Regions from separate parts of the Homo sapiens genome. Here region 2 is linked to region 1. A link is a loop called in an ENCODE intact Hi-C map of the cell type or tissue named here. Cell type or tissue: endothelial cell of umbilical vein. All regions are shown on one strand. Links, peaks and the distances in the headings refer to the core of each region. The heading gives the core; the rest is flanking DNA. Region 1 overlaps SCRN1 (secernin 1). Region 2 has its middle 36 kb from the start of TRIL.

Region 1 (2,821 bases), core at 302-2,801:
AGGAGGCAGCTCTCCCCACACAGCAGCACAGCCATCACAGGATTCCTTGTGTAGAAATGATTCCCAGTCTAGTTACCAACAGCTAGTCTAGGAGTAATTGAATGGCCCTATGGCACAGTTCCACCCACAGAGTAGTGAATCTCTCAGCCAAGGAGGGAAAGAAAAGGAAGAACTCTTGACTATTTAGATTCTAGTTAAATATCTGGAATCCTAGCAGTCACTACATTATCTCAGCAGAGAGACTTTAATTAAACTGATTTGTTTCCAATGTCGGGTTCACTTAAAGGATTTGACTTACCACCAGAGCATAGAAAAGCATGCAAGGAAGACCAGATGGGCTTAGCATTGGGAAGACAGAGGGCAAGGAGGTGATAGATGGATATAGAAGCATTTCTCTGCAGGATACCAGTTCAGGCCCCACCATTCCTGCCAAGGCCATTACATCCCACAAACCCAAATACAAAGCAGCTGACTTCCCTGGATCTTCCCCCCACTCCTCACACCTCACATGTCCCAGGAGCTGCCTTCATTCAGGCGGGTAGCTGCACTGGGCATGGGGTGGTGGTGGGAGCTTACCGCCACCTATTCAAGCTCTCAGCTACTCCTGAAACGGGCAGAGATGATGAACAGAAGTGTATGTAAATACAGCAGCTAGTGGGAGAGCACCAGTTGGGCCTAATCCTGCCTCATCATTCTTGGCAGGAATCTGCAAATGGAAACATTGTGAGTATCAGCAATCTGGGAAGTGACAGGGTTAATAACTCCTTCCCAGAAGCTGTATCATGAGATTTTGAGGGGACCGAGCCCTGTTACATGGATGTGAACAGTGAGGATCAGAGGTTTTATCAGAACACATTCTTTTTTTCTACCAACTCTCCAGAGCGTGAGTATAGGAGTGCCATGAGCTTTTTAGTCAGCAGTTTTGTAAACTCTGTATATAAAATCATTAACCACACATTGTGGGTGATGGGAAGACGATTTCAGCTGACAGAGTTAATGGCAACCAATAATGGTGGCCTGTAGCTGCTAAGAGCTTCACGCAGGTTTGGCCTGGGCTTTCACTGTTGGTGAATTTAGAGTGTCCTTTTAGGTGGGGCGGCTATTCTAAAAGTGTCTTTCTATCACTGTTAAGGGGGGGGGAAAGTGAGGTTCGAGGATGACGTAGGTAACTCTCCCCTCCCAAGTCCATGTTCCAAGTGGCTATGTAAAGCAAGATGATACAGAAAGCTGCTCTAAAATCTCACTGAGTGATTTCACCTTCGCCTACTATGAAATGTCTCATCAGACCTGACATGTCTGAGATAACCAAGGTGATTCAGGATTTGATCAAAAGAAGTCTAGTAAGAATTAATTACACAGAAGCCTCCTTTCATTTCTATGGGCCAAACAAAGGCCATGGATAACCCTACCCGCTTTATGTCATTACCCATTGGGAAACACAATGGCTACTTCTGTTAGGGTACATTGACCTTGGTCAAGCATCTTAAAGAAGGCAACCCTAATTGAGAGCTGTCTTGGCTAATACTCTGCACCACAATTGTGATGTCCTAGTCCTACCACTAGAGGGCATGGTACAGCCTGGCAAAAGTTAAAAGGGGTGTGGCAGCTCCCATCAGGTCTGGAGGTGGTCTATAAGCACAGTTGACAGTTGTGCATTGGGATGGGTGGAGAAAGACGACAAGAGAGCAGAGAATCTGCTGATGTGGCTGCGCTTACTTTTAGTGACTTTATGTACTTATATTAACAGCTGGAAATAGGTTGTTGGGTTTTGAGCAGGCTGTTATAGTGAGGAATGTTCATTTTTAAATGTTCCTAACAGATTTTGCTTTTGAAAAATGCTTGTTACATGAATAATTTGTGGACCAGGGATTGCTTTTCTGAAGGCAGTATAGGGAACATGAATATTCAAGATGAAATACAAAAATTATGTTTAAGGGTCATAGTGTATAAGTAGCTTCCTAGGAAACCCTTTGTGTATCTTTTCAGACTGGGGTGGGGGCTGAGCATGCTTGTGCAGAAAGAAGCCATAGCCAGAAAGGACAGAATCTCTCCCCCACTCCCTTGCCCCATAACCAAACATAAGCTAGCTAGTCTTGTCTAATAGATGGGATTTACTATAGGTGAAGATAGCCCTCATATTCAAGGACAGAAGCTCTGGCAGGAGTAAATTAGCAAAGCAGAAATAGTACCCTTTCATTCTTGGAGGTGCTTTGAAATTTTAGGTAGAATATAATCGAAATTATGGAGGTTCCTTAGTGCTCAATAATATAAGACCTGGTGTTATTAGAACGAGTCTTTCTTATAAACTAACAGAGCAGGTATATGCCTGTTAGACCTTAGCTGTGGGGTTCCTTTACTATTGGGTGAATCATTAGGTATAAAAAATAATCATCAACCAGGCAAATTACTTTGCTTCCTAGCTGATGTCATCCCACATTGGTACAGGTGTTATTCAGTACTGGGTGGTTCAGCAGGGAAGCCGGGTGGGACCAGTGTGTCTGTCATGAAACCACTAACTGCATTCCTGACTGAAGAGCCATCTGTCATTTATTGGGGAAGGTCTTCAGTTGAGCTCTCAGCCTTAGGAAGGAAGCACGTGGAGGAGGGACGGAGGAGGTTCCCTTGCTGGGCATGCTTCGTAGAGGGCCAGGAGCAGCAGGTCATGTGCACATGCCGTTGCAGCACAAGCTTATGCTTCCCGTAGCCGTGGCTTTTCATTCTGCACAGTCCCAGGTCCCAGCTCCCCTCTTATGGTTTCTGTCATAATGTGCTTTATCTGATTGACTCCAAACATCCCGAAATGTCACCTGCAGATTTCTCG
Region 2 (2,821 bases), core at 312-2,811, 1.0 Mb after region 1:
GCCTTCTTCCTGATCAGCACTTTGGGTGCCAGCCTGCTCTGGTCAATGGGAAAGAATGGAAACCTTAGAATTCAACCATATCTGCCTGGGCCTGGGGTGGGATGAACTAAAAAACCAGAGCCTCAAGGTGGCTTGGGTAAAGTGCCTACTGGAATTTACACTTTCTCACAAGCATCAGAGAGATGTTAGGACACAAAAAACTCTTTTGTGCTGCAGAAGATTTTGCAATCTTTGGGTGCCAGGAAAGGTTTCAGTTTCCTTAGCTGTAAAATAGAGATCAAAGCCCCCTTGCTTGCTTCACTGGATCATGTGGAGAACAAAATATAAGCATGAAAGTGAAAACACCTCGCACATCTAGGGAGAGCTTGCAGTATTGCTATGAAAAGTGGTAGCATAAATTAACAGCATGAAGCATTTATGTATCATTTCTCCAACAACCCACTTTTCAGCAATGATTTCCTCACATTTGCATTTTGGTGCTGTTTTGTTGTTTAGATACGAATTAATGCTAAATGTTAAACTCTACTGGGTTCTCTCATTCAAATTGGAGTAACACAGGGAAGGCAATTCTTGTATTCATGGTCTTCTGTTTTCAGGGGGCCGTGGTCTCCTGCAAAGTGCTAAAGCCTCTCTCAAGTATGATGAAACAGCGCCACCGTGTGGTCTCGAGGCTTACCATCATTCACTCATTTGCCTTTGGATTTTTACGGAGCATTGGTCAATAAACATCAGAATATGTGTAAATGCATATTGAAATAATGGAAATTGAGGTAAATTTGGTGGAATCCTCCCATAGCTGTATTTGTGAGCACTTATTAGAGAAAGTATCCATTCATCATTGGCATGGACATGCTTGAATAAGGTTTGTGAGTGACAACAAGCTTAATATTGTCCAAAAGTCTATCTTGGCGATGGTGGTAACTAAAAAATGCATTTTTCCAGAATATCTCCCTCCATTCTCTGATGAAAGAGTCTATATAATGTGTGTATTTCATGAAATGCATTTTATTGTATGCGGAGGGGGAGAGAGAGGTATATAAGGCAACATATATTTAACAGAAAATAAGAATGAAAAATTGTAAAAGTCTTCTTGGCTAGGGCCACTCATTTATCCTGAAGTTAATCAAGCAACCAAGACCAAAGCACTTTGGGGAGCGGCGTGGTAACTATGCATTGGACTGTTACTAAATAGATGAGCCTTTGCCAGGAAATATTTGTTAGGGATAATAGCACAGCAAGGAATGGTTCTCTTCTTTTTAAAATGGCTTATGAATGACAATAACAATAATAACTTACTGTGTTTATTTAGCCAGGCACTGTCTGAAGCACTTTGCCTGCATTGTTCCGTATATTAATTGGAGAGGAGTTCAGTAATGGCCATTTTAAAAATATAATCTAATTTTAAAAAATGCTAGCCAATGTAAGCAGACACACATTCGAGATAAGAGCTAAGCCAGTGTCATTGGCGCTAGACTCAATAGCTCTGAATGCGCTGGGTGGTTGATTCCCTCTGGTGGCCATTCTGGGAATTTACAGATGTAATGCAAATGTCACACAGTACTATAATAATCACAAGCACTGGGATACATATTGGTGAATGCAGTCCTGTCCAGGGAACATGAAGCCACTGGGATGTGACTGTTAGAGTATGACCATCTTTGTTCTTATTACGTTCCTGCTGTAGATGAAAGAGAGAGTAAGTGAATGATCCACTGATGTGCTAGGATTCAATATGGAATGTGGACAGGAGCATACAAAATGATGGGCGTTAATAAGGGGCTAACATGCCACTCTCTGTTTTCCCCTTCAGCTCTGAAATCAAATGGGAGAAAACATTGAAAATGTTAAATAACCGAATGGGTAAGTAAATTGTGTTGTATCCACTGGATCCATTTGAAATAGAAAGCTTCTTTTTATAATATACATTACATCAATGCTCAAGCATTTGTATGTATCTATACATAGAAAAGATCTAGAAGGATAGTTACCAAGTTGCTAACAATCGTAACCTCTGGGGATTAAGGTGAGGACAGGGCAAGAGGATGAAGACTTTTGTCTTTTACTTTATCATTCATTTATTAACACAAACTTGTATTTCTTTTATAATGAAACAATCAAAGTAAACAAATTATAAGAACCAAATATATGCCCCTCTGAAATGTAACATGCCCTGAAAATGTGATAAGTGGGTTAGGGAAATGTTGTAATTCATCTTACGTTTTAGAACTTCACAATATATAGCTTTAAATATTAGCAATCATAGAGCCCCTCTAAAACAGAGTACTCTAAAAGTTTTAGTAGAATTTGTATTAATTCCCTGATATTTTTCTTGCTTTTGAACTTATGAAATGGAGGAGCTTACTTGACCACAGATCTAAAATATTTTCGTTACTTGCTGAGGAGTGTGTGAGCCACCAGTTAAGGCAAGAAATTTGGAATTCTGCTTCCAAGTTCCAATTTAGCTATTCCTTTATTTGTTGATCTTATTTAAAAAAATGTCTTTTCCTGCAAAGCCAATCCAAAAAGGCACATAGTGTTTTGTACACCACAATTATTAAAAATCACTCTGATTCCATGTATGTATATTAGAACTTTGAATCAAAACATTTAAGGTGGTTTTGGAAATCTATATCTAATGTTTAAAATAACATGATATAAAATAGACATTGGTTTTGGGGTGCGGGATAAGGAAAAGGGAGGAAAGGAAAGTGTAGGGACATGAAATGGGGCCAGACGTGAGATGAGTCCACAACATACACTAATGAAAATGAAGTTCTGCAAAACTTTTGGTAAGGGTGAATCATAGATTTGGTTTGCAGTT

Evidence for each region. A loop is a pair of places that touch in the nucleus more often than their neighbours do. Peaks named below come from ENCODE experiments on the same cell type or tissue, not always from the same donor. Only the 100,000 strongest peaks of a DNase experiment are listed, where the experiment ranks them.
Region 2: a loop joins it to region 1, with 17 times the contacts of the local background. A loop is called at or near these places in 7 of 110 quality-filtered maps.

The regions. Positions count from the first base shown.
Region 1 is chr7:29,920,360-29,923,180 of GRCh38, reverse strand. SCRN1 (secernin 1) reads left to right here. Exons shown (of 8, transcript NM_014766.5): 8 at 1-2,821. Among named protein-coding and RNA genes, the nearest start is that of FKBP14-AS1, 67 kb to the left of the region's middle. In endothelial cell of umbilical vein, for the core only: a CTCF peak has its summit at 1,562 (motif pointing right); a DNase peak (open chromatin) is centred at 1,570.
Region 2 is chr7:28,920,650-28,923,470 of GRCh38, reverse strand. No RefSeq gene overlaps it. Among named protein-coding and RNA genes, the nearest start is that of TRIL, 36 kb to the left of the region's middle. In endothelial cell of umbilical vein, for the core only: CTCF peaks have their summits at 469, 669 (motif pointing left) and 1,534 (motif pointing left); DNase peaks (open chromatin) are centred at 650 and 1,500.